Regions from separate parts of the Homo sapiens genome. Here regions 2, 3 and 4 are each linked to region 1. The links are chromatin loops, found by intact Hi-C in ENCODE. Cell type or tissue: heart right ventricle. All regions are shown on one strand. Links, peaks and the distances in the headings refer to the core of each region. The heading gives the core; the rest is flanking DNA.

Region 1 (7,524 bases), core at 1,740-4,239:
CAGGCTGGAGTCAGGATTCAAAACTATGGGACCTTTTTTCAGAATGTTCACTCTGAACCCTATCATCTTTTATAATTATGGAGGTCTACTGGGCATGCTGAGGGACATAGAAATCCCAAAGGGAAGACAAGGCAGAAACACAAATTCAGGACACAGGAGTGTGAAATCTTTTTTTTTTTTTTTGAGTCGGAATTTTGTTCTTGTTGCCCAGGCTGGGGGTGCAATGGCGCAATTTGGCTCACTCCAACCTCCGCCTCCAGGATTCAAGCGATTCTCCTGCCTCAGCCTCCCAAGTAGCTGAGAATACAGGTGTGTGCCACCAACACCTAGCTAATTTTGCATTTTTAGTAGAGATGGGGTTTCACCATGTTGGTCAGGCTGGTCTCGAACTCCTGACCTCAAGTGTTCCACCTGCCTTGGCCTCCAAAGGGCTGGGATTACAGGCGTGAGACACTGTACCCGGCTGGGAGTTTGTTATCTAATGAAGATGGCATTGAACTCTTTTCAATCTACCAGGATATATAGATTACTCTCACTTTTACCCTTGTTAGGGACTTGCCTTGTTTACTGACAAATCACCACTACTACTGATATATTGTGCCGTCTAACTCACATTAGGTGCTCAATATCTGTTGAATGGATGAAGAATGAATACCAGAGTCCTGTAATATTAGACTATGGTCCTTGAGTGACTGCCAGATTTGCTTTCACATTTCTAGGGTCTAGTGTACCTGGCACTCAACAAATGGTCCTTGCACTAAGAGAGAAAACTGCACTGGTGGTTTTACTTTAAAGCGGCTCCTTGTTCAGTGTCCTTATCTTTAAATTGGAAGGTGTTTTGCTTCTGCCCAACCCCCACACACTCTACAGACCTTGTGATGGGTTGAGTTTTTCAAAAGATTCTCACCTGCTTTAACTTCTATGAGCTTAGTTTATATTCACCAGGTGAACTTAAAATTTCAGTTTCTACAGCACTGTCTTTTCCACGTGTATGGCCAGTTCTCATGATGAGTTTACTAAGTGACTTTGGATTCTTTTAGCTATTGCTAATCATCTGCACCTTTCTGTTGTAGTTATTTTAAAGCCCGCCCGCGCGCGCGCGCGCACACACACACACACACACACACACACACACACTCTTGAGTCAGGGTCTCTGTCACCCAGGCTAAAAGCGCTGGGACTACAGACATGAGCCACCGCGTGGGGCCAAAAACATACGGATTTTATTTACTAAACCTGTATTGTGTGCATGACCCAGAATTGTGGGAGTACAGCAATGACTGAGAAAGCCGTGTTTCCCACCTTCGTGGCACATAACAATGTTTCTATGGGTTTTTAAAGGCCCAACAACAGGGATTCAATTATAAAATAAAAATATTTCGGTACAAAACATGATTTAAAAAAAGACAACTATGTCTTCCGAGTGGAGGAGGGAAAGGACAATCAAACCTCGAACAAATCGTTTATCTTGCTAGTCACAGCTTAGCTATGCCTTGTTATTTTCCGGTGATTCCAAACTTCCAGTCCATTCCCTCTGCATGGATCAAAAGTGACAGGAAAGAAAAAAATGTATTTCGGATATGGCAAAAAAGAAAAATGCAAGACAAGCAAACAAAAGTACTGGGACATCGTATGAGAACTAGTTTAATTGACAATGTCTTTAAATGGTACCTATCACTTGACAATGATTCCAACCCACCCGGGCCTGGGCGCCGCGGCTGCCTCCCCACTCCCACGCACACGGGGAGCTCCCCCGGGCTGTACTGCACTAAAGGCACTCAAAATACATCAGCCTTTCCTTACCTCGATTCTTCCACCACATCCAGCATGGAGCTGCTGCTTCCAGAGATGTAGTCGCCTATCTGTGGCAACAATTAGTTTTAAAAATGGAGCCGCATCTCTAATAACAAAAGCCTCCAGCTGTGAAAAGTGGAGCTAAATCTCTCTACCGGGCCGCAGCATCTCTCAAGAACCTTTTCCCCGCAGCACCCGTCAAGGCCCAGGGCCAGCTGGACGCGGCTGCCCTGGGGTGGAGCCGTCCCCGTGGTCCCGGGAGGCTACCGACGAGCCGGGGCCCGGGGCCGGAGGGCGTGCTCCTCCGGGAGGTGCAAAAGTCGGCTTGGGCCCGGAGCTCCCGGGTTTGTTTGGTTTTGTCCGCGCCCTGCCCCCACCCTACCCCCTTCATGCAAAAGGCCAAGGGTTTCCGAGCCACCACTGCCCAGGCCGAGTTCACGCTTGGGGCTCTTCAGCCGCCGTCCAGTGAACAGAGAAAGCAATTGCGCAGAGGCGAGAGCAGGCTGAATGAACGCGGGCTCCAGGGGAAATAATTTTTCCTCCTGGCTTCGCGCGTCAGCACACTGGGGTGCAGCCCTCCCTCACAGAAGACCCCCCCCCCGCACGACCCCCTGTACACCCCCGCGGGGCTGCGCGTTCGTCTGTGCGGCGGGGTTTGGGAATGGAGGCGTGAGGACCGCGCATCGAGGGCTCCACAGGCTGGGCGGGGGGCGTCGTTGGAGGGGGGTAGGGGAGAAATGCGCGCCCACCACCCTCACAGAGGGCGAGGGACCCCCAAAAGCCACTCGCGGACGCCGAGGCAGCGGGAAGGCGCGAGGCGGGGCGGGGGGAGGGGGCGCGGGGGTCCCCGCTGCGGAGGCCAGGGCGGGCGGGAGGGGCAGCACCTGAGGAATCCGCCTCCGGCTGCGGCGGCCGCCGCCTCGCTCCGCCCCGGGGAACTGAGCGCGCGGACCGCGCGCCTGCCAGAGAGACGCCAGCCGCCGGCGGCGCTAGCACCTCGGAGTCGGGCGGCCGGAGCAGCGGAGCGCAGCGCGGCGCAGGGAACGGCACTGGGGGTGGGGAGACCAGCCCGGCCGAGCCGAGGGCCACCCCCTGGTCCTCTGCCCTCGCGCCCCGCTAGGGCCAGGTGAGCGGCCGCGGGGACTCCGGGGCGCGGGCAGGAGGTGAGAGGTCGCGAACCGGGCGCGGGAGCTCGCCTGTGACCGGCAGGAGCTGCCCTTTGGCGGGCTGGACGCCCTGGCCGCGCGGGGAAGCGCCGCAGCGGACTTTTCCGGAGGGATGGGAAGCTCAGCGGGGGTGTGAGCGGAGCGCGTGCGGGTGGCGAGGGAGCGCCAGTGCCAACCTGGGAGCCGTGCCTGCCTTCCCTGCCGCCTCGCGTCGCCCACCGAAGGGACCCGGCCGTGCTGTCCGCGCCCAGAGGCCGAAGGCCTGTCACCGGGCTCTACTCGCTGCCTTTGTGGCGGGAGCGAGACGGCCCGGGGGTGGGACGAGGGAGCTGCGGCGCGCCGAGTAGCGCGGGGTCCCCCGGCGGAGGCGGCGAGGGGGCACCTGGTTCGTCTCCCCGAGCCCAGGGGCAGTGAGGGGGTGCCGGGCAGGCGGGCGGGCGACAGGTAGGGCGCCGCGGAGGTGGCGGGGAGAGGATGGATGGAGTTCAGCCTGGGAAAGTTGAGAACGTCCAGAGGTGGCTGGGCGCTCGCTCGGCGTCTGTGGGTTTTTTTCCTCAACACCAAATGTCACTTCGTCACGAGCGGGCGCGCGTGTCTTCCGGCCAGCATGTCCATTTTTCTGTGCATGGCTGAGGACCACTCTTATTCCGAATGAGACACAAAGAGTTGTGTTGACAGCTGACCCTGACACAAGCAGACAGCGAGTGAGGTGCGCCCTGGCCGGGGAGGGTGAGGGAGACTCGTTAAAGGAAATCCATTCCCGCCGTCCCTCTTCCCAGCTCCATTAAGAGGAAACTCCATGTGGAGATTCAGTGCGTGGGGTTTCTCAGTTACATGAGTCCAAGGAACGTCCCCGAACGCGACTCGTTTGCCCGGAACTGCCGCTGCCTCTAACCGAGGCTGCGGGTCCTGGAGAAACTCCTCAGTCTTGCCCCTTTCTCCGGTGAACGTGACGGTTCCAAGGTCCTTATCCTCCCCACCCACTCCTCTGGCCCCGGCTGAGAGGATAGAAACCACATTTTAATTTCTGCTTTTCACACCGTAAGGTGTTTTTTTCCGCCTCCCCCCGCCTCGAGGCGGGAATCCCTGCTTAAATCACATTTTTAAACCTAGCCGTTTAAATACAGGGAAGAGCTTTCCCACAAAAGGTTTTTGAACTCAGTCCCCCTTAATAAAACCTCTCATTCATCTATATATGTTCTTAGACTTTAAATCCTGGAACTCTGCTTTGAGTGTTGTGACTGTGTTGTTTCTTCTCTTTGCTGAAATTTTCTAGGAGGTTTTGTGAATGATACTGAAAAATTATTTAAAAGAGAAAAAATTAAATTGTTGAAATATTTAGTAATACAGTTACATGCATATAGGTATGTATTTCAAGAGGAAAATGTTTAATGAATGAATATATAAGTAGGGTAAACATTTCAAACAACAGTGAAGAGTATACAGTGTAAATTAAGCCCTCTTTCCTCTCCTCCATACAAGCCTTCATCCTTCTCAGAGGCAGCCACTGTTGTATATTTTTTGTATATCTTTCCGTAAGTCTATTAAAATGGAATTACATTATAGATGATGAAAGGGATTGAATATAAGACTGAACTATATATTCGTGGTGATGACCATTAACTTGATACCCACTCATGATGACATGAGATTATTTAGCCAAATGTGGACAATTATTACCTTGAAGATCAGTTAGAGGGCTAAAAATCTTAGAACAGTATGCAGTGGAAAGCAAAACTATTAAACTAATATCTCCTCCTGCACACACACCAGTTTCCCTACACTGGTTTTTGCAATCTTTATTGAATTTTTCCTCCATTTTGGAATTCTTTATGAAGTAGAGAATGAGAACTGTAGTAGTTTACTTTGTCTACCGCAGTGTGTATCTGAAAACACTGAAAGGGCGTGTGTATACTCCCATTGACATGACATAATATAAAGATGTTAGTGGTAAAGGATAAATACGAAGGCCGAGTTTCAGATGTTTGGTTGCATCTCTTAATTCTAGGCCTGGATTTGCCACAAACCCGCCACACGACGTAACTTTTTTTTGGAAAACTTTGTTTCCCACTCAGTTAGATAAAGGAATTGAACTATGTGATTTTTAAGGGTCCTTCGAACTCCAGAGTTCTACGATTAAAATAGTTGTCCTAAAACTGGCTAAAGATAACCATTGGACTGTGGATGTTAGACAGTGGGGCGACAAAAAACATTCCTGAATGGTGGATTCATGAAGAGGAGGTTAGAGATGTTTAAACTATATCCCTGCTCTTACGAGTTTGATGTCATTGGAGAACAGCTACTCTCCTTACCCACAGAATGTGTGTTTATGTTGCTGATAGAGGCCAAACACCGGGCTGAGGGCCTCTCATGTCACCTTGTGTGGCTAAGGAGAGTGAATTCTCCTCGCAGCCCACAGTGTCATTTTTAGGAAAATTACTCTTACCAAACTCTTCTTTTTGGTAAAGTGGAAATTAACTTTACCTACTTGAAAGAGACTTGACATAATTTAATTTATACTTCTCTGAAGTGTTTAGATTATGAACATCCCTTATAGCTAAGATATTTTAGTTACTTGATAAATATTCACCTAGGGAGTATGTTCTTATTAGGAAACTTCTAATTTGTAAAGTACCTGCAGCCTTTGGGCTAATGATGGGGACAGGAGTTAAGGAGTGATTGTAAGGTTGTGAAAGTAAAAATTAGCTGATTTTAGTGACTGCGTATGGTCTAAATTAAGGGATTTCAAAGGTACACTGTAAGCGATGATTGCAAAAAGTGTTGATGTTAAGATAGAGATCTCATACTGAAAGCTAAAGCTTTCTAAAAGCACCGCTGATGAAACATATGTAATTATTTTGAATAAGTCTAATATAAATTATAAATTCGCTGTAGGAATTGTTTGGGATCCTAAGAATAAGAACTAGAAGAATATATTTGTAAGGGTACTTAGAGTAATATTGATTGATTAATGAAGCTGACAGAAACAAAAGAAAATTCAATACCAGTAGTGAAATTCTTCAAAATGGTAATGGTTTTTATTTTTTCCAGCTCCCTTCCCAATCTTGCCATATGAATGAATATTTTTACAAATGTTTTATATTGCAGATAATTTTCACCCTGTTTTTTATAAACATTTTTTCTATAGCTTACTTCCCATTATTTACAATAATTTTATAAAAGTTTATGCAATGGATGTTCATTATTAACTTAAGCCTTCCTGTTTTTGATTTTGCAGCATAAAAAATGTAATGCCTATTCTTTTTTTGTTTTGTTTTGTTTTGTTTTGTTTTGTTTTGTTTGAGACGAAGTCTTGCTTTGCCACCCAGGCTGGAGTGCAGTGGTGCGATCTCCACTCACTGCAAGCTCCGCCTTCCGGGTTCACGCCATTCTCCTGCCTCAGCCTCCCTAGCAGCTGTGACTACAGGCGCCTGCCACCACGCCTGGCTAATTTTTTGTATTTTTAGTAGAGATGGGGTTTCACTGTGTTGCAGGATGGTCTCGATCTCATCGATCTCGACCTCGTGATCTGCCCGCCTCAGCCTCCCAAAGTGCTGGGATTACAGGCGTGAGCCACCATGCCTGGCCTATAATGCCTATTCTTATACATGTAACTTTATTTCTTTTCTTTTCTTCTTTTTCCCTTAACTTCCTTAGGATCTTTTTTTTCTTGAGGGATAGTATAATGTAGTTGTAAATGGGTGGGTTCTAAAATTAGAGGTTGTGGGTTTAAACCTAGCTCTAGTACTCATTGGCAATATTGGACAAGTAATTTATTTTCTCAGAACTTTAGCTTACTAAGATGTAAAATGGGTTATATTAATAGTTCTTTAAAGTTAAGATAAAAAGCAATAACACATGAAACACATAAATGTTAGCTCTTATTTTTATTAGGAAATTTCTAGATTTACAGTAATTTCCACATTACTTTCTAAAAGGACTATATAAATTTATACTGTCATTAACAATCTATGTGTGTGCTTATGTTATCTTAAAACATATTATTGTTACTAATTTAATCAGTGTAACATTTTATACCTTTCTTTTGCTTTGCATTTCTTTAGTCTTATACAAAGTGAGGGATAGTTTTTTCCGCCATATTGCTATAGTTTTCCAAACTGAGTGATGGAAATTTCATTACCTCAGTCATTTTGAGCTGTACCATAAGCTAGACATATAGGGGTGGTCAGTTACACCACTAATGAATAGTGAACCAAATTTTCCAATAGACTTTTTTCAAACTAATTGTAGTTTTCTTGTATTTTCAGTCTATGGTAATATTTATTAGCTATTATTATTATTTAACTCTTAGAAAAGTAGCTGTTAACTAAGATATAAACGATATTTAAGTGAAAATGCAATCTTCCTTGAAGAGCTGATTTGTGGTTAGTATTGTGATCACAGTTTGCTGGAATTTTACTAGGAATGCTTCTCAAAACTTGAGGAAAAATCAGAGAGAAAATTTATGATCTCCAATCATGTTATCTTTTGGCTACAAATGGATAATGAAGTTATGCCCACTGACTTGAGTTCTTATATAGTCAAGGTAATTTAGACTACAAAA
Region 2 (7,524 bases), core at 1,675-4,174, 88 kb after region 1:
TTATCTTTTTGAAAAGCACATTTGATCACACCATTCTTTTGAGTACAGTCTTCAAGGACTCCCTTTTATCTGTTAAAAAAAAAAAAAGGAAGAAAGAAGAAGGCCCCAACCTTTCTTTTTTTTTCTTTTTTTTGGTGGGGTGGGGAGGTGGGGGGCACGGAGTCTCACTCTGTTACCCAGGCTGGAGTGCAGTGGCTGCGATCTCGGCTCACTGCAAGCTCTGCCTCCCGGGTTCACGCCATTCTCCTGCCTCAGCCTCCCGAGTAGCTGGGACTACAGGTGCCTACCACCATGCCCGGTTAATTTTTTTTGTATTTTTAATAGAGACGGGGTTTCACCATGTTGGCCAGAATGGTCTTGATCTCCTGACCTCGTGATCCGCCCGCCTCAGCCTCCCAAAGTGCTGGGATTACAGGCGTGAGCCACAGCGCCCGGCCAACCCCAGCCTTTCTTAACCTAGCTCCACTCTCTAGCCTAACTTCAGGACCCACATAAAGCTACACCTACTTCTGCCTGTTTCTTTATGAAGAATGTCTTCAGCTTCAACCTTTCTCTGTCATGAACTCCTGGTCATCTTTGAAGTCCTGATTCAGTGCCATTGCCCCCCCCCGTTCCCCAGGATGTTTAAGCACTGTGTGTGCTCCTCTATGAGAGCCCTAATCACACTGGATGGAATTGTCTGAGCTGTGAACTTCTGGATAGTGTAGTCTTGTTCATGTGTGTATCCTCAGCATCTGTCCCAATGCATTGAATCGAGTGAAATAAAAGCAAGTACAGGATATGCTTTGTGTATCCCAGTAAGACCCCAACCTGAAAATAGTGCCAAGACAACCAGGAAACTGACCAGTGGTCCAGCTGAGCTGCATGAAGCAGAATTAGGCACAGAAAGTCTGCAGTAGTTCAAATGGAGTCCTGAGAAATTGTGTCCAGCCCTCATGTCACCCTGGCCTGCCCTGATCTTCTTTGCTTGTTCTGCCTAACTTCTTCATTCTATTCTCTCACTTGCTCAGGGGGGTCTATTTGGCTTAATCTGTTGGACCTGCTCCTTTCTTAGCACTGAAGGCTGATGCATCTGATACGTGCATGTGTGTGTGTGTACGTGCATATGTGAATATGTGTGCATGTGTGTGTATGTGTCTCAAGATGAACTCCCAGACATAGAACTGGGTGTGTCCACTTAGGGGGTTGTATGAATCAGGGGGAAAGGGGAAAACAGGAAATGATAGTAATCAGTTATTATGTACTGTTTGCCAAATGTCAGGATTTGTATTTAATTGTTAAAACCACCTTGTGAATGGTAGTCACCATTATTATTATCCCCACTTTACAGATGAGTTAACTGAAGCAAAGAGAGACTGAGTCACACACACCCTTGAAATGTGGGGGAGCTGGGATCCAGTCAGCATATGTCTTAATCCAGAGTCACTGCTGTAAGCACAATTAGACTTAAAATATTGTAATGGAGGCCAGGCACAGTGGCTCACACCTTGTAATCCCAGCCCTTTGAGCGACCAAGGCAGGCAGATTGCTTGAGGCTGGGAGTTTGAGACCAGCCTGGCCAATATGGTGCCACCCCCATCTCTACTGAAAATACGAAAATTAGCCAGGCATAGTGGTGTGTCCCTGTAATCCCAACCAGTTGGGAGGCTGAGGCACGAGAATGGCTTAAGCCTGGGAGGTGGAGGTTGCAGTGATTAGAGATCAGGCCACTGCACTCCAGCCTGGGCGACAGAGTGAGACTCTGTCTAAAAAAAAAAAAAAAAAAAAAAATTGTAATGGACCATATTACAATTGACCCTTGTCTTACAAAGATCTCTGAAGGGCAAAATAATGAAATGTTTGCTTTTCCTTGAGTTTTTTTGTGAGCACTGGTATTTTTTTTTCTCATGAATGATTTAACTCCAAGGATAATTGTGGGCAAAAAGATACTCCTTTTGAACTTGGACTTAATCTCAAGGACTTGATTGCTTTTCCACCCAGAGTGTCCAAGGAAGACTTTCCAGACCTTTTCCTGGGTCTTACGCACCTGGCTTTGAGCAGCATTAGTAGCCTATTGCTCAAGTTTCATTCTAACCATTAGTAAATGTTTATTGGTCTCCTTGACGAGATGCCTTATGATGCAAAATAGGTAAACAAAAACAATGAGGATTGGTCCCCCTTCCCCAAAACAACCCTCACAATCCTGTTAATTTCTGGTCCTCTGCTGCTGAGGGAACACTTTAGAGTTCCCTCTGGGCTGCTGCATGCATTTCCCATCTAGCCCCCTCTCCTGTGTTACTTTCACTACCAACTCACTCTTTCTTGATTTCCAGATTCTCTGTATTCAAATTCTGGAGTATATCCTACATTCCAATTTCTTGGCACTCCTCTTTACCCACAATGGTTTTTTTTTTGGGGGGGGGGGGTCTTTATCTTGGATATAACTTTTTCCCTAGGTCTTCAAAGGGGTCATCAATCCTGCATTTAACTTTGTAACTGAAGAAAAACCATAATTAAGCCAGTTCTTATAGAACATGTGGGTCCTGGCTATGGGTCAGCTGTCAATTGCTCTGTTGGCTGGGCAGGCAGGTCAGCTGGAGAAGAAGCCCCAGAGTAGGGCCAGGCAGTGGCAGTCTGTCCTAACCATGCCAAGGGCAGCACCAACGAGCTGCAGCCCTGGCTCGTGAGGGCTGGCCTCATTATTTGGAAATTGGGAAGGATAAACAAATATTTTCACAGGGTGCGTCCAGAACTGAGTATTCAAGGTCACTGTGGTACAGACAGAATGCATGGTGTCAGTGTGTCCTAGTGTCTGGCCTTAAGTGGCCTCTCTTGGCAGCATCTGTAAAGAACACAGAGCATGCTGTAACCTCTGCTGTTGATACTGGGTGCGCTCTTACCACCACTTAGAAATCTCTAGATCCGTTTCCATTTCGTGTTGATTGCTTTGAATGTAGAGCCCAGCTTGCATTTTCTGTGGATTGGACCTTTGCCCTGCATGTTTTGCTCCTCCACTTGAAACTGACCTATACTGCTCTGACTCATTAGTCCCACCCATGGAAGTGGCAAGTACTCACAGGAAGTCTCAAATGGCCTTTGGTTTTCTTCCACTGAGGGGGGTAAGAACACACAGACATACCTAAGTCTCTCTTTGAAAAAACTTTACTAGAATGAGTCTGAAAAAAAAAATTTTAAGGGAGTGTCAGAAGCAAACTTGCTTCCTTGACATACCTAATTTTTTTTTGGATGATAACATATGCCATCCCAACTCCCCACTTCCTCCCGACCTAGATAGCATTAATGGAGGTAAAAAGCACTGAGTGACTGTTAGAATTTTTAAAAATCACAACATTATATAAGTATTGGCTTTTTCTTGCTCTTTAATGGAAATGTCCATCTGCATACAGTATAGGTTATAACACTTTCTAATATACATATACTGTTCCATAGTTTTGAGAATTTCTTTTTTATAAATCAACATCAGGCTATTTCATCTGCGGAGTTTTTTTCTGGCTTCAAAATCAGTGCCTTGTCATTAGCAAACTTCACTTACTAGTTTTAGTCAAGTCTGAGCTACACAATGGTTGAATTGGTGACTATTATATTTGTTTAACTGCTGTAAAGTAAGTTTGCAACAATAGATGCTTGCACTTAAATAGGCATGCAGAGCATTGGGGCCCTATCAATCATGCAGAGATTTCCCTCCTGCTGTCTCCTCTGATGGACAATTCTGCTGATGTGGATATTCAAAAAGAAGGGATCAGGAAGAACAGATGATGGATAAAGACAATCTTCTGTCTTGAGAGGAAATCGGAGAAATCCCTTTAAGGAATTTCTTTGTCATGGTGTCAGAAGATTAATTATGCTCGTGTGAGAACAGCTTTCTCATTGGGTAAAAAGAGACATTATCCTTCTGACTTGTGACAGAAGATTTTCAAAGAAAGAGAGTTAAAGATTTCAGCTGCTCTAAAATCTTCTTATTCTGTTGTCTTCTAAGAATTCTTGGAGACCCCTGGATTACATCCATGACATTCAAGGAGTAATGAATGAATCTGGAATTTCTGTTTCAAGAAATTCCTCCTCCTGTTCCTCATGCAGATCTTCAGAAACCTTAATACCTGAGTTTGTATATCAGCTTTAACAATGACATAATAATGTAGGTGATAACTTATTACAAACCAGGAACAGTTTCTTGTAGTGATATGGCAGAGGAGATACGGGCAGTACAACCAAAAATTGTACAGAAGATTAATAAACACAGTTTTTAACAAGGCAATGAATTCTATAATCTGAAAAGGTATCTTTAAAAAATTCACTTAATTGTATGATTTAATTTAGTTGTAAATAGTGATAATATTTAAGGTATTTACATTCTTCACAGTCACTCTGAACAAAACAAATTGGTATTCTGAAAAACCTTTGAAAGTTAGAGACTCAATATATTTCATGGAACATAAGAATAGTAAAGTTGTTCCAAGTAACTTTATTTTCCAGATAACTGAAACTTCAAAACTTAAACAACAACAACAAAAAAGATTTCAATGAAAAATCTTCCTAAAATTCATTAGTTAATACTCTGGCTTTTAAATAATGCACATTAACTGACCCAGGGTCATAAATATGAAGATCTGCTGTTGTACTACATTGAAATACATTGTCATCCTCAGGGACTGTTGAAGCATGGTGTAGGGTTATTTGCCTCTATGCTAAGTGGCCTGAGCAGCCGCATTTTTATTTCTACTGTCACTTTTTATACAAATGGAGTCTCTTTCTTTCAGGTAAGTTATGTTATCTCTTCTCCCTAGAATGTATTTATCATGTTGCTGGTAAATGGCTATTTTGCTTTATACCTGAGGGTAAGCCTGTACCTACAAAACAAACCAGTTCCGTTTATTTTCTTATTCCACTCTAAAAAAAAAAAAATTTTTTTTTCTTTTGAGATGGAGTCTGGCTCTGTTGCCCAGGCTATAGTGCAGTAGCACAATCTTGGCTCACTGCCATCTCCACTTCCTGGGTTTAAGCGATTCTCCAGTCTCAGCCTCTCAAGTAGCTGAGATTACAGGTGCCTATCACCATGCCCAGCTAATTTTTATATTTTTAGTAGAGGTGGGTTTTCACCATGTTGCCCAGGCTGATCTTGAACTCCTGACCTCAAGTGATCTACCTGCCTCACCCTCCCAAAGTGTTGAGATTACAGGCGTGAGCCACCACACCTGGCCTACCACTGTAAAAATTTATTTTTGGCCAGGTGAAGTGGCTCAACACCTGTAATCCCAGCACTTTGGAAGGCTGAGATGGTAGAATCACTTGAGCCCAGGAGTTCGAGACCAGCCTGGGCAACATAGTGAGACCCTGTCTCTACAAAAAGTTAGATAATTAGCTGGGTGTGATGACATATACCTGTAGTCCCACCTGCTTAGGTGGCTGAAGTAGGAGGATCACTTAAGCCCAGGAGGTTGAGGCTGACTGCAGTGAGCCATGATTACACCACTGCACTTCAGCCTGGGTGACAGAGACCCTATGTTAATACACACACACGCGCGCGCGCGCGCGCACATACGGTCTCTCTTATTTCTGGGTATCTAACTGGTTCTAGGCTAGGTAGTAGAGGTTTCCCAGAAGTCTGGTGCCTGGAAGGATGTATTACTATACATGCACATATACACACTCGCATGCACTGGGTTCATTTATTATAACTGGGTTCATTTATTAACTATTAATTGTATAGTGATAGTGATACAATATTTATGTTATGTATAATGTATTATCTTAGTTACTCTGTGATTATATCATCAGGGTAATAGTTTTATATCAGAGCCTTAAGAATAGATTTCTAAGGCCGGGCATGGTGGCTCATGCCTGTAATCTCAGCACTTTGGGAGGCCAAGGCAGACGGATCACCTGAGGTTGGGAGTTTGAGACCAGCCTGGCCAACATGGTGAAACCCTGTCTCTACTAAAAATACAAAAATTAGCTGGGTGTGGTGGCAGGTGCCTGTAATCCCAGCTACTTGGGAGGCTAAGGCAGGAGAATCGCTTGAACCCAGGAGGTGGAGGTTGTGGTGAGCCGAAATCATGCCATTGTACTCCAACCTGGGGGACAAGAGTAAAACTCTGTCTCAAAAAAAAAAAAAAAAGAATTCTAGTCTGGGTTTGGTGGCTCACCCCTGTAATCCCAACACTTTGGGAGGCTGAGGTGAGAGGATTGCTTGAGGCCAGGAGTTCAAAAGCAGCCTGGGCCACACAGCAAGACCCCATCTCTACAAAAAATTTAAAAATTAGCTCAAAGTAATGGCATGTACCTGTAGTCCCAGCTACTTGGGAGACTAAGGTGGGAGGATTGCTTGAGTCTGGGAGGTTGAGGCTGCAGTGAGTCATGGTTGTGCCATTGTACTCCAGCCTTGGTGACCGACTGACGAAGATCTTGCCTAAAAAAAAAAAAAAATTACATTTCTAGTGACTGTACCACTTTAGATACTTCTTCCCTACCTTTCCTAGGGCCCCAACATTGCTATTGTGAAATGGTAGTCAAACCTTGGTTTTAAATAAAAATGAACTATTACATTCCTCAAGACAAAATCATTAAAATGTGCGTTAAATATTAGCTAATGTTAGTAAGTTTTGCAGTAACTATAGTAATTGTAGGGTCCGATTCAGATTTTTGTAAGAGTTTGTAGCCATGACGAAGTGAGTGAGTCTTGTTTTAATTCCACTTGGTATCAGTACCTGGGTAAATAGATTTAGGTTCAAAATTTAGAAATTTTGAGTTTTGAGCAGGATCTAAACTTTATTATCAGTTCCATATCCAGTTTGAGTTTTTTGAAGATGATAAAACTAAAGTGATGATTCTCATGAAACATAGAAAGTGTTTAAGAAACAGTTCCAGGAAAATAAAAGTCCAAAAAAGTTTTCTTCTTCCTTTGTGAAGAGGGAATTGATGATTCTGTTACATTTTGTCTTGCTGGATAAAAAAATCACCCCATTATTGATCACGAGGTCAGGAGATCGAGACCATCCTGGCTAACACAGTGAAACCCCGTCTCTACTAAAACAAACAACAACAAAAAAAATTAGCCGGGCATAGTGGCACACGCCTGTACTCCCAGCTACTCAGGAGGCTGAGGCAGGAGAATCACTTGGACCCAGGAGGCGGAGGTTGCAGTAGGCTGAGATTGCGCCACTGCACTCCAGCCTGGTGACAGAGTATGACCCCATCTCAAAAAAAAAAAAAATTGCCCCATTATTATCCTTTTGTGCTCTCTTTTAGCAGGATGAATTAACCTTTGAGAGGCTTTAATTAAAACTGGAGGTAATTCATCTTGATGACTTAGAACATTTGAAGATAAAAGTTTACTAATTAATAAAAAATATAGCCAGTTACAGAAAATGTTTCTCTCTTTGTCTTTGTGAGCCTACCATTAAAAGAGAACAATCAATTTATCCCCCCACTAGCTGTATGAATTCAGTGGAAAAGAACTTTGGGTTTTCTCCTTCCTAAACCCTTGCTAAATTGTTCTGGCAGTACATAAAAGTGGGTCATTTGTAC
Region 3 (7,524 bases), core at 2,061-4,560, 67 kb after region 1:
TGTGTTAATTTTTATCCCATTACCTTATTTTATTGTATTCCTAGCAAACATCACTATCTAAAATTCTCATTGATTTAGGTACCTGTTTATTGTAATTCGCCATCCCCACTAGAATTATGCACCATGAGGGTGGGGACCTTGTCTGTCTTGTTCACTGAGGTATCCCCAGTGCTTGTAACATTGCCTGGTATGTACAGTAGGTGTTCAATACATGTTTATGGTTGAATTAGTGAATGAGAATATTGAGGCCCATGAGGCATATAAACTGCTGAATCACTAAAGGTAAGTATAGGTTGTATTTTAGGGAGGATATTCCTGCCAATTTTTCATGATAATTAAGTGGTCTATGGGCAAGGGAATGAACCTTCTCTTCTGGTTATTCAATCAATTTGTGGCAAGGAAAAGAGACTAGCAATCATAGCTTTTTCTCTTGTAATGCCTGTGTATATAAACTGGTCATCATTTATCAGTTCTGCATACTTTTCTTTGCAACTTGATGTGTTATGTGCTTGAACAACAGTACGAAGTGTACTCCTTGCAGATAAGAGTCTGAAATCGTGGTAAGTACTCATTACAATGAGAACAGCTTGCACTGAACAGGCAGTAGCCATGCATACATCTCTCTTAAGAAAGAAAACATCAAATTGCAGACTCAGTGTGGTAAACAGCAGTTCATTTAACTGCAAAGCTTCTGAATATATAATGATTTTCCAGGAATTAATGAACATGTAGATAATGACAACTTACTATTTCTTTTGTGACTAAATCTTTACAAATGAAGCATAATAAATTGGGCATATGCCTATGCTTAAGGGAGAAGGGAGAAGAAAACAGAAAGATCTTTTTCTTTCCCTTGCTGCTCTTTGCTGATAAATATCAGTAGGTTATAGGGCACAGACTCACCAAAATTAAAAGATGGTGATATGTTTTATCTTTTTTATTTCTCAGACCACTCTAGGAATCTTCTTAGATTCTACTTTCCATTATTCCATTGTGTTATTTTCTGTCATGTGATTGATAATGTTTTCCTTTCTACATTCTTAGTAAAAGTAGCAGACTTCAAAGTTAAGAACTTTTCCCACTGACATTCACAAATTTCCCAGTCCCAACTGTCTTCTGTGTTCCACTGCACGGTAGCAATTTTTCCTTTAGGAGTTTTGAGCCCCTTTCCTTCCCCTGTTCCAATGGCAAGTACCCAAATCTGAGTTCTGCTACATTCTCTCACAATAAAAGCTTTAGTTACATGCAGCAGTTACCATTAATCCTTCGATCAGTTCCCCTGGTAGGAACTATGCAGGAATCTAGAGCTGGTGGATTTGGGGCTGACCGACTTGGCCTGGTAGAATTAAGGTTCACTGTTTCTCTGTTATTTGAATATAACTTTCTTCTTAATTGGGATCTGATTTTTGTCCTGGATGATATCCTGTTTTTAAATTAGAGAGGTGGTCCTAACACTGAGATTTTAATCAGCAATACAGAATAAGAGTTTAAAAGTGATTCTTTCTCATTGGATTATGGATAGATTGATCGTGAATTGGCACCTTGAAAATTTCTAAACATCACTGGTTCAGGGATGGTGATTACTGTGTTGAAGATATCTTCCTTTTACCCCTTCTGGTCACCTTTTCACCCTCCTCTACCCTAAGTCTCCCTACCCGGGAGGCTGTCTGTGAGGACCACAGTGAGGGTCTCCTGTGCCCTCTGACTTCTGCCAGTAGCAAAGCCCCAGCAGGAGACTCGGGGGCGGGGGGGAGGAGTGAGGTCAGGCTCATTATTCTCCTGCTCCCTCCTTGTGGGGTTGCCTTGGGCTGCCCGTGCCCCTCGACCTAAGGTCATGGTTCTTCCCTATAAGACTTTCTCCTTTGGGGTTCCTGTAATCAATCCTTCTCATCTCTTTTCCTCCAGGAGTGGTAACAGTTCTGCCGTTACTGTTGCCAAATTAGAGCAGTATCCCTTTTAGTACCCCGATACCATGTGCATATCTTTGCAAATAGTTGCTTTCAGATAAATTTCTACAAGTTATGCTAATTTGGATGTGCCATCTGTTTCCTGTTTGGATCCCATCTGATACAAATGACTTACTGTTTCTTGGAATTTTGACACTATCAACTATTTTTGACTAAGTACCTACTATATACATATCACCTTAATACAGTCTGTGGAGTAGGCACAAAATAGAAGAGTCACTGCCTTCTGGTCTGTCATGTGAGATAGACAGCTTCTCCTTTACCTTCTTTAGTATTCAGTCAACGTTTATGAAATAGCTACTGTAAACCAGACATGGAGTATGCATCTCAGGCAGATACAAAGCTGAACACTATTTGGTCCCTGCCATTATAAATTTTTATTTTAACTGTGTATTTACAGAACATTCTAGGTGTTCAGATAATTGTAATTCACAGTCCTGGACCAGACAGAGATGAAGTCCTTCCATCGCAGCCTCACACATTTGCCAAAACTAAACAATAGCTGAGAGTATCATCGCCACTATCACCGTCGTCATCATCGTCATTGGTCCATAGGGAGCTGATTGGGAGAACGTGGAGGGATGGGCTTTGCCCTAATTCATCTTTAGAATATTGGTACCACACAGTGCCTTGCTTCAGCCTGCCGGTGTCTCTCACTCTCACTCCGTGATTTATTTTGTTTTCTTGGGTCATACCACCAGTTTTGTAAACCTCTCTGATGCCCACTTCCTGAACCTTTGTCAGTGCTTTGTGGCCCTGGACTGAGGAGAGAGATGTCAGCCTGATTTCTGTGTCCCTACAGCTCATGGTGCTATTGACACTCATTAGTCCTCAGTAAATCTCCTGTCTTGGGAGCTTGATAAGCAGAAATCATCAGCTTGTTTAGTTGTGCCTGATGCCTGGGCCTGTCCTGTTCTATTCTAGCCTCCACCTCCTACTTCTATATGGTGACCTCTGTGATTCTCAAGCGTGACCATTTCCTGAGTTCATAACAGGACCTCTTTTGTGCCTTCGTCTCTTTGGGTGGGAATCTTGTAGAGTATCAAGGAAGCCCTTCTGGGCAGATGGAAGATTTCAGTTAAGCACAAGTCTTTTCTTTATGTTGGCATTGGGTAAAACATACTCAGTGGATATACTTCAGAAGAAGGAGCCTGTAGTTAAATAGACTGGGACATTGTCTTTAAAAAGTTTCTTCACTATAGGGCAACTCTTAAGGCTGTTGGCCACATTTTAGGAAAACCTGCTTTGTATAGTTGAGTTGTATCCACCAGAACCTTAGGCTGTAGACTTTTCCCTACATGGCTGTCAATGCCTGCTAACCCAGAAGAGCTGTTCAGTCAGAAGACACAGTATCAGGCATGTTAAAAAAGATCTGACACTCCCTATTCTGTCCGTGTGAGTGCCCCTGCCCAGTTGGGAAGGCCTCACGGTCATCTTTAGCATCATTATGTGAGAGTGTTTTGGCAGCCCTGCATGTCGTATTCTGAACAAGAGACATCATCACTCTGTACTACAGCCAGAATGCTACACTACAACTGGGGCACTGCACGATGCTGTTTGAGTGATCTAAGGGCCATGGGGGTAGCCAGAAGAAAATCTACTACTGCACCTTACGAAATGACTAGGACCTGTTATAAAAAAGTAAAAGTCATAATCAGCCTTTTACCCTCTGGCCTTTTTCCCTTACTTTGTCCCCTGTAACCTGCCCTAAATATATTTCTCCCATTTTCTCTCTCAATTCATCTTGCCCCTTCTCTGTGGGTGAGCAAAACATAACCCATAGCTGTATGGTTTCATCCAAATCACGGTCTAGCAATGTCTGGAGACATTTTTGGTTGTCACACTGAGGGAGTGCTACTGGAATTAGTGGGGAGAGGACAGGGATACTGCTAAAAACATCCTGCAATGCACAAAACAGCCCCCCATCCCCTCCCCACACACACTGTGAAGACTTATCTAGCCCCAAATCTCAATAGTTCTAAGGTTGAGAAACCCTAATCTAGACCTTAACCTGTCCAGTAGAACTTTCTGTGATGATAAAAATGTTCTATACAGTAGTCATTACTATAGGTAGCAGTTGAGCACTGGAAATGTGGCTAGGGCAACTGAGAAACTGAATTTTTAATTTAACTTTTATTTAAACAGCTGCACTCTAGCTAGAGGCAACCATACTAGACAGTGCAAATCTAGACCATGTATCCTGTCTAAATACCTTGGTTTACAAATGTTGGGCAGAAAAGGTTGGTAACTGAGAGAAGAGAGGACCGATGAAGGAGTTTAGAGGAAGCTGCAAGGTAAGTGTATCTTCAAGAAGCCATGAGACTCATCAAGTGCTGTAATCCCAGCACTTTGGGAGGCAGAGACAGGAGAATCACTTGAGCCCAAAAGCTCAAGGCTGCTGCATTTTTTTACATGAAAAATACCTATTTTCTAAAAGAAGAAATGTAATGACAAAGATATAATTGTTTTATATTTTTTGCAAGTCCTTTTCATGTCTGACTTACTAGAAAACAACTGGGTTCTCATATCTGCTTCTGCATTCAATGTAACATGTCATGTAGCCTCTGGAAAACTCTTCTGTATACTCATGAGAGAATGAGTGAAAAAGATAAATTCCATCTTAATGTTATGATTAAAACAGTTTTGACTTTACCGACACCCTGAAAGGATCTCAGATACCCCCACAGGTCCCTATATCATACTTTGAGAACTACTGCTAAACCGAAAAGTAGGCTGCAAAATTTTATTGATTTCATATTCTATTACTAAGAGTTTGACATTTCCATCATTAGTAATCATTCTCTCTGCTATACTGTTATGTTAAATACGTTGTTAAAAAAATAGAAAAAAATTTTAAGTTTGAAATTAGAAACATGAATAAGAGTTAAACATTTTTTCTTCCTGCACCTCAAGTGCTGTCTTGCACAACGCACACCTCCTTGGAGACCCATTATTGTAGAGGATGAAGTCTTTGAATGTAAGGCCTTTGGGTTTGGTGAGTAGAGGGCCTATATCACCAAACTTTGAGAAAACAATATCTATAAAATGGTGATTGTAGAAGTAATGTTTACAAGGAGTGACAGGAGTGATGGAGGGTGAGGAAGTTGAGATAAACTACTTTAACACTTGGTGAGGGACAGAGGACAATAGTTGATTTTCCAGGCAAGGACTAAGCCGAAGTTACACTTGAATCAAGACACTTTGAAAGAGCCAGTTATCAATGCAAGCATTAGTTATTTTGACTTCTCTCACAAGAGTAAAATAAACAAAACTGTAATGTCTTTGACAGTGGGGTGATAAATGCCTCAAAGCAAATTACACATAAAATTTGGAGATATTCTGACAGTGGTGTTTTTGTAACAGAGTCAGACAATATAAATAGTTAATAGGGGTATAGAGGTTTATTCTAAGTTGGTCAGAACAAGTTATTCCAATGGTTTTGGATTGGCATCACCAGGCAGGAGTGACCACTCCTTTAGCAGATGGGTGTTCCTCTTTGCAAATGAACATATTTCCACAAATGAGTCGTTGAAGATAATCCTCTGAAAAATGTTAAATTTTGCCCTAAGCGGCACCCGTCCATCTGCCTACTCAATGTATCTTTCCCTCCAGGTACATGTGCTGCTCAATATGGAAACATTATTCTAAAGATACTATGCGCTGCAGGATACCACCTAATTTCCAGAAACAGCTTGGTTATATTGGGTTGGTGCAATCGAATATAACCTGGCTATATTAGGTTTTGCCATTAAAAGTAATGGCAAAAATCTCAATTAATTATAGCATGCTGAGATGACAAGCATGTGGAAATGTATACATTTTTTCTGGCCACTCTCAATGGCAGAGAGGTTTTTTTTTAACTTTTATTTTAGGTTCAAGGGTACATGTGCAGGTATGTTATATAGGTAAACTCATGTCACGGGGGTTTGTTGTACGGATTATTTCATCGCCCAGGTACTAAGCCTAGTACCCAATAGATATTTTTCCTGATCCCATCCCCCTCCCACCTTCCACCCGCAAGTAGGCCCCAGTGTCTGTTGTTTCCCTCTTTGTGTCCATGAGTTCTCATCATTTAGCTCCCACTTATAAGTTAGAACACGTGGTATTTGGTTTACTGCATTACTCTGCTAAGGATGATGGCCTCCAGCTCCATCCATGTCCCTGCAAAGGACATGATCTCATGCTTTTTCATGGCTGCATGGTATTCCATGGTGTATGTTTAACACATTTTCTTTATCCAGTTCTACCATTGATGGGCATTTAGGTTGAGTCCATGTCTTTGCTATTGTGAATAGTGCTTCAGTGAACATTCACGTGCATGTGTCTCTATGATAGAATGATTTATATTCCTTTGGGTATATTCCCAGTAATGAAATTGCTGGGTCAAATGGCAGTTCTGTTTTTAGCTGTTTCAGGAATCGCCACACTGCTTTTCCACAGTGGTCGAAGTAATTCACACTCACACCAACAGTGCAAAGGCATTTTATTTTTTCTGCAACCTCACTAGCATCTGTTATTTTTGCCTTTTAGTAATAACCATTCTTTTTTTATTCTTTATTTTATTTATTTATTTATTTATTTATTTATTTATTTTTTGAGACAAAGTCTCGCCCTGTCGCCAGGCTGGAGTGCAGTGGCATGATCTCGGCTCACTGCAACCTCCGCCTCCCGGGTTCAAGTGATTCTCCTGCCTCAGCCTCCCGAGTAGCTGTGACTACAGGCGCATGCCACCATGCCCAACTAATTTTTGTATTTTCAATAGAGATGGGGTTTCACCATGTTGGCGAGGATGGTCTTGATCTCTTGAGTTTGTGATCCGCCCACCTTGGCCTCCCAAAATTCTGGGATTACAGGTGTGAGCCACTGCACCCGGTCCAGTAATAACCATTCTGACTGGTGTGAGATCATATCTCATTGTGGTTTTGATTTGCATTTTTCTAATGATCAGTGATACTGAGATTTTTTTCACATGCTTGTTGGCTGCATGTATGTCTTCTTTTCAAAAGTGTCTGTTCATGTCATTTGCCCACTTTTTAATTGTTAAAGTTACTTATAGATGCTGGATATTAGACCTTTGTCAGATGCATAGTTTGCAAAAATGGTCTCCCGTTCTGTAGGTTGTCTGTTTACTCTGTTAGTTTCTTTTGCTGTGCAGAAGCTAACAGAGAAGATTTTAATATTTTTTAAAATATTAAAAAATATTAAATATTTTTATTTAATATTGCTGGTAGTAGAATTTTGGTGACTAAGAAAGAAAAATAAGAGCCAGGAAGGTAATCGCCATACAAAATCATGTAGGCAACTATGTCTACTTCACCAACTCTGAAAAGTCCATTTTGGGTGCTTTAACATGTATTATACAATATGAAGACAATAGCAAGCAATATTTTATTGAGTACTTACTAAAAGCCAATTATTGTTATGAGCTAACTCCTGTTACCTCATTTAATCCTTAAGACAACCTGGCAAGGTCACTGGTATTGTCAGCATTTTGCAGAAGATGAGGCTCTGAGAGGTAAAGAAATGTAGACAAGGTTGCCCAGCTAATGAGGGGCAA
Region 4 (7,524 bases), core at 2,017-4,516, 200 kb after region 1:
TTTCACTTATCACTTTACACAATAAACCTAATGAAAAACACAACAAACCATTAGATTTCTAATGCTTCTCTGTTAAAAGTATTAAAACTGCATTGCTTTCTATTGTATTTCATTTAGTTTTCACGCCATCTTTCTTGTCAAACTTTTTTTTTTCCAGAGCCCCTTTTATCTGCCCCAGTTCCACAGACCCCACTAACTGGAATTTTACAACCCAGGCCCATTCCTGCAGGGGAAACTGTAATTGTTCCTGAAAACCTGCTGAGTAACTCAGGAGTTAGACCAGTAATTCTGATAGGTAAGGTAATGGAATTCCAAGTTGCCTGTGTCTGCTGGAATCTAGGAGTGTTTTTCCATTTCATTGTGTTTTTTCATGTATTCATGAAGATATTCATCCATCTGTTGATTCTGTCAGCTTTTATTGGTCAGCTCTTTCATGCTATATTAAACATGTGATTAGGAGCTGAGGATAAGGCAAAGTCTTTTTGCCCTCAAGGAGCACTGTTTAGTGGGGGAGTCTCACCTCGCATGAGCCACCAGCGTTGGTAAATAAGCATTACAACACATGGGCGATACCATTATAGCACACTGTGACATGTGAGCTCCTTAGAGGTTCACAACCAGGAGCAACCAGAACTCAGAGCTCTGAGAGAGGGCTTACCTCTGCCTGGAGGGATCTGAGAAGACTTCCCAGAGGTGTTGGTTAAGCTGGGTCCTGAAGGTTGGTCAAAGTGGACAAGGTCAGGGAGGAGACATTCCAGTCAAAGGGAGCCAAACCACAAAGAAATGAAACAAGCCAAGCCAGCTGAAAGACCCTACTCAAGAGAACCAAGAGGCCCTACAGTTGCAGGTCTGAACCTTAGCATCTTTGAGGAGGCTGAGTCCTTCCAGGTGGTCTACAAGTGGAGGTATAGACATTTAGGGGTCCCTACATTCCAGGACTAACTTAGTGCTTTTCATACCCATTTCAGGAGACTCCTTGGTTTAGGGCTGGCCTAGGCCAGAAGGAGACTGCTTGCTCTACCTTAAGGACAAAATAGATAGGGTGTTTAAGTTCCCCACATCTTTAGGGTGTGTTTACATGCAGTGTTATTTGCTTTTTGGGTTGGCCTGAGCCTGCCTAATTGGATGGTTTTGCTTGGAGTCATGTCCTTTACCTGGTTGCTTTATCTGCTAATCCTAGATCTGTAGGTACTGAGGGGATCCCAGTTGCTTAAATGCTGTATAGATTAGGAAGCTCTTTTTGAACATTAACATAGTGCCACTAAGCTTTGGAAAGATGCATAGAACGTGGGACCCTTTGGTCCTTTGGTGCCTGCCTTTTAGAAAGTCTCACAGAGGGACTATCCTCTCCATCAACCACCAAAACAGAGCATATTTTGGACATATTTTATCCTATCTATTTCAAAACAATTTGAGACTGTTTACTGACATTTAGGAAGACAACCTCACAAAAATAGCTAAGATAACAAAGGAACAGGGATCTCCAAGCACCTGAAACTAGAAGAATCTTGCTATTAATCAATGAATTTAGCTTACTTTTTTTTTTTTTTTTTAAAGAAAATCTCAGGAATATCTCCAGGTGGATAGTGTCAGAAAGGAAAGGAAAGGGGAAAGGAAAGGAAATCTCAGGAAGTGAAACATGTATTGTCATTTGTTTCTGTTTTTGTTTTTTGTCATTGTTTTTTGAGACAGAGTCTTGCTCTGTCACTCAGGCTGGAGTGCAGTGGCACAATCTCTGCTCACTGCAAGCTCCGCCTCCTGGGTTCAAGTGATTCTTCTGCCTCCTGAGTAGCTGAGATTACGAGCGTGCACCACCACGCTCAGCCTAGTTTTGTATTTTTAGTAGAGATGGGGTTTCATCATGTTGGCCAGGCTGGTCTCAACTCCTGACCTCAAGCAATCTGCCTGCCTCAGCCTCCCAAAGTGCTGGGATTATAGGCGTGAGCTGCACCCCACCTGGCCAGTGTTTTTTGTTTTTGAGACGGAGTCTCTCTCTGTGGCTCAGGCGGGAGTGCAGTGGCGCGATCTCGGCTCACTGCAACCTCTGCCTCCTGGGTTCAAGCGATTCTCCTGCCTCAGCCTCCCATGTAGTTGCATGCCACCATGCCTGGCTAATTTTTGTACTTTTAGTAGAGGCTGGGTTTCGCCTCTACTAAAGGTGAAAATGTTGGCCAGGCTGGTCTCAAACTCCCGACCTCAGGTGATCCACCCGCCTGGGCCTCCCAAAGTGCGGGGATTATAGGCGTGAGCCACCTTGCCCAGCCATATTGTCATTTGTTTGTTTTCTGATTTCTTATCTGAAAATAAACTTGATCAGGGACTTTATCAGAAATATTTTATCATTGCAGTTTTACAGAGGATACAGACATGTTTTGCAAACTCATCAGTCTTCCAGCAAAATATTAACATGTTCCTTCCATGAGAAACAGAGATAATATGAGTACAGTTGTCCCTTAGTATCCCTGGGGGATTGATTCCAGGCCCCGTCCCATATCAAATCGAATATCCTCAAGTCCCTCATATAAAATGGCACAGTATTTGCATATAACCTATGCACATCCTCCCATATACATTAAACCACCTCTCCATTGCTTGTAATACTTAATACAGTGCCTACACATCACGTCATTCACATGAATTCAGTGTACTACTCAGCCCACAGCAAATTCAAGTTTCACTTCTTGGAACTTTGTGGAATTTTTTCTTCTGACTATTTCAGTCCACGGTTGATTGAACGTGGAACCCACAGACATAGAGGGCCAACTGTATTTTCTTTCCTGTTCATTTAACTTAATATAAGGATAGAATTTGGAGCATCCAAGTGAATTCCCTGGGATTGATATGTTTGAGTGATTTGTTTGGTAGCTATCTCAGAGGGCAGGGAATTTTGTTAAGCAGCTTTGATCGTCGTTGAGCAAGTGTACCTGGTTGGACCATAAAAAGAAATGTTGAACTGTACTGACCTGCTTCTATTGGGACAGGCTATGGCACTTTACCCTATTTCTATGGAAATGTTGGTGACATTGTTGTGAGTCCTCTGCTGGTGAATTGCTACAAGATTCCACAGTTGGAAAACAAAGATTTGGAAAAATTAGGGTTGACCGGCAGCCAATTTCTGAGCGTGGAAAACATGATTCTTCTGACGATACAGTATCTTGTGCGGCTGGGTAAGTCATTTTCCATAATCATTTGCTGGTGACTACTTTTGAGGATTTTTTGTGATGTACTTTTTCTTTCTTTCTCACATTTATCCTCCTATCTCTTATTTTCCCTCTTTCGCTTCTAATGTTCTTTCCCTTCAACCCCATTCTCTGTAACTTTTCCCTTTCCTCTCCTTCATTTCTTTTCTACTCCTTTCCTTTCCTCTTCTTTGGGTCCTAGAGGAGATGAATTGCACCACCTAGTGTCCAGTCTCATGATGCTGCAAAGGTCTCCAAAGTAGTTAAGGTAGGCAGAACCTTAAAGGGTTGTGCCTTGAGCACCCCTTCTCTGGGGAGCTTGGCCAGGCCACCTTTCTGAAAGTGCACCTACCATCTGGAGTGCAAACACAGCCATTGTCTTAAACAATTATTTTCCAGTTTTCCACTTAGCCTTTTTATCTTGTTTATCCACTGGCCCTACACCCATTTTTTTTCTTCTCCAGCTACACCCCTTTGATGGAGTCCCATCGTGCTTTCCATCATTGAGGTCATAACTGTGGACCTCCCTGGAAGGTCTTTAAGCTATAGGGTAAGGGGGATATGTAGGTCATGAACCCTTCACTTCCTCTATCTGATATATTCTCCGAAGCCCCAAAGTGGGTGTATGCAGGTGCCCTGACAATACTAGAGTGGCTTAGCAGCATTTACATCGAAATGTCCTTTATTTTGCAAATGGCAGTAGGCCATCTAATTATACACTCACTCTATCACTTCAAGCCACTGATTTACTTAGAAAAATATTTGAGATGTGGCCGGGCACGGTGGCTCACGCCCGTGATCCCAACACTTTGGGAGGCCAAGGTGGGCGGATCACCTGAGGTGGGGAGTTCGAGACCAGCCTGACCAACATGGAGAAACCCCATCTCTACTAAAAATACAAAATTAGCTGGGCGTGGTGGCGCATGCCTGTAATCCCAGCTACTCAGGAGGCTGAGGCAAAAGAATTGCTTGAACCCGGGAGGCGGAGGTTGCAGTGAGCCCAGATCACGTCATTGCACTCCAGCTTGGGCAACAAGAGTGAAACTCCATCTCAAAAAAAAAGAAAAGAAAAGAAAAGAAAAAAATATTTGAGATGTAAAATTACACATAAAAATATTAGTATGCACTCTTGTGAAATTTTTTAATTTTAGAAAATACTTCAGTGTTAGGAGATAATAAAAACACTGGACTAAATAACTTTAAAAGAAAGAAAAAAGCTTTATTAGGGCATATTCAGTGTTTGGTGCATTAGCTAGCAATCTTGACTAGAACTCTGTGCCCTGAGAGGCTGCCTTGACTTGGCCTCTGCTTCGACATGGCCTTTTGAAATTTACAAGGCACCAATTTCATGATAAACCTAGGACTTACTAATGATGCTTATTGAAAGGTAATACAATTATAAAGCTCATCTGGGTCCACAGCTCATTTGATGACATAATTTTAATTGCTACATACTGAAATTAGATTATAGACTGTGTTCTAAGATCTAAAGCCAACTTCTAAATGCACCCAGAATTAGTAAAACCAGGCTTCATAAAGTGATGATATAGCCAACCAAGAAAATCACTATAGCACTCTTTTTCAGTTTGTTTGTTTGTTTGATTATTTGTTTGTTTGTTTTGAGACCGAGTCTCACTCTGTTTCCCAGGCTGGAGTGCAGTGGTGCGATCTCGACTCACTGCAACCACCACCTCCCATGTTCAAGCAATTCTCATGTCTCAGCCTCCCGAGTAGCTGGGACTACAGGCGTGAACCACCACACCCTGCTAATTTTTGTATTTTTAGTAGAGACAGGGTTTCACCATGTTGGCCAGGCTGGTCTCAAACTCCTGATCTCAGGTGATCCACCTGCCTTGGGCTCCCAAAGTTGGGATTACAGGCATGAGTCACCACGCCCGGCCTCCTTTTCAATCTTAATAGCAATTTTTAAAATCGGAGTCTAATTTAATTAAATGAACCAAGTGGTCAAAATAAGATATCTTTTCTTAAAGTACTAAATGCTCTTATCTTTTGTAAAGAAAAAGAAAAGAAAAGAAAAAAAGAAACAATTTCAATTTAATTACACAGATTCTTCTCTGACCTGCAGGATCAGTTCTTTCCTGAATTTGACTTGCAGTCAATCAGTTAGGCCTCTCGATATACATGAATAGCTATTTCTCTTTTAAAACCTAAGCTTTGTACATTGAGACATCTCTATCCCTCAACAACTGTTCTGGAGTCCTTTATTTATTTATTATTTATTTATTTCTTTATTTCTTGCCTCTGGAGGTTTCAAGAAGGCAAGCAAGAATAGTTTCACATATGGCATAGATTATAGACATTTAAAAAAATAAATCTAAACTTCTAAAAGGATTTTTAATACTTCAGCGGCTCAGTTACTTAGAGGTATCAGAGAAGAAGAAAAGCAAGATTCTTCAGAAGGAACCATACCTCTTCACTACAGTCACTTTTAAAAAATCTCAGTCATTTCACAGTCAGAAAATCTTTGAAGTAGATAATGAAATCAGCAAATCCAGAGATTCTTGTAAGGCTCTGAGTCTATTTAAACCTTGACTTTTCCTATTAAGGTAGTTCTTTCTGAAAAGTCATTAAAACTGATACCTCAGCTAACCTAAGTTATTGGAGATCAGCACTTGAAGGAAAAGATTATTGTTATCAAGCTTGCGAAAGTGGAGAAAAGACACCTGCAATGTAATTGTAAAGGCTGAGGATGAGGTACTGGGTGTGGTGGCTCACGCTTGTAATCTCAGCACCTTGGGAGGCTGAGGCAGAAGGATCACTTGAGCCCAGAAGTTCAGAACTGCAGTGAGCTATGATTGTGCCACTGTACTCCAGCCTGGCAGACAGACAGAGACCCTGTCTCTAATTAAAAAAATTTAAAAAAAAAATTTTTTTAAAAGGCTGAGGATGAAAAAGTGATAGTTGATTTTTGGAAACAAGGCATTTTACTCTAAGAAGTCTCTTACCTCATTTAAACTTAATACCTTTTCCTCCACTTCTTGATTCCTAATTGTACATCAGTCAAAACTGTATAAAAGCGAGCTTTAAGGCAACAAAGGATGTTGTGAACATGTTTAGTAATTTTATTTTCCCAGAATGCCTTTGTGCTTTCAATTAATTATGCCTCCTGATAGAATATGTTACTTAGTCCTGGAGTGAGTCTTATGGACTACTAACCAGGCCCCTGAGCTTTCAGGTTGTTAATGAAAGACGGTAGGGAATTGGAGACAGCCAGGGCCACCTGCTTTTCAGCTGTCATGTTCTGGTGGAAGAAAGCGTTAAATAAATGACCACCTTCTATCCACTTTGAGCTCACTGAAAAGTGTTTACCTAGTGACAATTAACCATGATGCCAATTTGATAAAGCTGAATGAAGATCAGACATCTTGGTGGCTCCTAGGTGATTTTTTTTTAAAGAGCATCCCTCCACATTCCCAGCAAGTTTTTTGAGGACAGTAGAGGCCAGGCACGGTGGCTCACACCTGTAATCCCAACACTTTGGGAGGCTGAATAGGGTGGATACTTGAGGTCAGGAGTTTGAGAGCAGTCTGGCCAACATGGTGAAACCCCATCTCTATCAAAAATACAAAAATTAGCCAGGCATGTTGGGCATGCCTGTAATCCCAGATACTCCGGAGGCTGAGACAGGAGAATTGCTTGAGGCCAGGAGGTGGAGGTTGCAGTGAGCCGAGATCGCGCCACTGCACTCCAGCCTGGATGACAAAGGGAAACTGTCTCAAAAAAAAAAAAAAGCAGCAGCAGCAGCATAGAAGAAACACAGACATAATGTATACATTACCATTTTCTTGCCCTGTTTCCATGTATAGAGGAGAAAAATCTGTTTATGAGAATTCTACTCTCCTACCTCTCCCTGGCCTCCACCCAATCCTGGAAAAACTGTTTTCTCCAATTAAAATTGTTGTTTTTATAATGTATAAGATTTTATTTAATTTTCCATATCTGAAGAGCATTACTAAACACCTCATTTTCTTACTTTCCCAGAAAAGATGGGAAGGGCCAGAGAAACCACTTAGATCCCTATTAGAGGAAGGAATGGGTCTGACTCATTTGTGGTGCCTCCTTCTCATGCAGAAGTCCAGCCCATCACCCCTTTGTTCTTCCATAAGGGGCTTTTAGCCATGGGTTCTGGGGCTGTTGCTTGGTCTCAGATCACAGACACTGAGGTGTCTGAGCTGGTTTATGGGAGCCTGAGTTTCAAATATTGGGTTCACACAGCAAAAGAAATGATTGAATAGAGGGAGTGACTGTATTCTCACTGCTTTCAATTTAAACTAAATGTTGAAATCTTAGTTCATTTGTGTCATTTGGATACCAAACATTGACT

Evidence for each region. Peaks named below come from ENCODE experiments on the same cell type or tissue, not always from the same donor. Only the 100,000 strongest peaks of a DNase experiment are listed, where the experiment ranks them.
Region 2: a loop joins it to region 1, with 4 times the contacts of the local background. A loop is called at or near these places in 9 of 110 quality-filtered maps.
Region 3: it touches region 1 in a loop (3-fold over the local background); 10 of 110 quality-filtered maps call a loop at or near these places.
Region 4: it touches region 1 in a loop (9-fold over the local background); 37 of 110 quality-filtered maps call a loop at or near these places.

Annotation. Positions count from the first base shown.
Region 1 is chr18:21,239,474-21,246,997 of GRCh38, forward strand. It overlaps GREB1L (GREB1 like retinoic acid receptor coactivator), which reads left to right and starts at 2,759. Exons shown (of 33, transcript NM_001142966.3): 1 at 2,759-2,920. It overlaps GREB1L-DT (GREB1L divergent transcript), which reads right to left and starts at 3,255. Exons shown (of 3, transcript NR_183513.1): 1 at 3,137-3,255; 2 at 1,804-1,862; 3 at 1,202-1,534. In heart right ventricle, for the core only: a CTCF peak has its summit at 2,760; DNase peaks (open chromatin) are centred at 2,207, 2,818 and 3,075; H3K4me3 peaks cover 2,426 bases; H3K27ac peaks cover 2,050 bases; H3K27me3 peaks cover 1,588 bases.
Region 2 is chr18:21,327,577-21,335,100 of GRCh38, forward strand. The region is part of intron 1 of GREB1L (GREB1 like retinoic acid receptor coactivator); the gene reads left to right. Among named protein-coding and RNA genes, the nearest start is that of GREB1L-DT, 89 kb to the left of the region's middle. In heart right ventricle, for the core only: no CTCF peak of the experiment used is centred there; a DNase peak (open chromatin) is centred at 2,794; H3K27ac peaks cover 1,642 bases.
Region 3 is chr18:21,306,010-21,313,533 of GRCh38, forward strand. The region is part of intron 1 of GREB1L (GREB1 like retinoic acid receptor coactivator); the gene reads left to right. Among named protein-coding and RNA genes, the nearest start is that of GREB1L-DT, 67 kb to the left of the region's middle. In heart right ventricle, for the core only: no CTCF peak of the experiment used is centred there; a DNase peak (open chromatin) is centred at 3,416.
Region 4 is chr18:21,441,243-21,448,766 of GRCh38, forward strand. It overlaps GREB1L (GREB1 like retinoic acid receptor coactivator), which reads left to right. Exons shown (of 33, transcript NM_001142966.3): 10 at 158-295; 11 at 2,982-3,167. All of the region lies in intron 1 of GREB1L-AS1 (GREB1L antisense RNA 1), which reads right to left. Among named protein-coding and RNA genes, the nearest start is that of GREB1L-AS1, 6.0 kb to the right of the region's middle. In heart right ventricle, for the core only: a CTCF peak has its summit at 3,405 (motif pointing left); no DNase peak of the experiment used is centred there.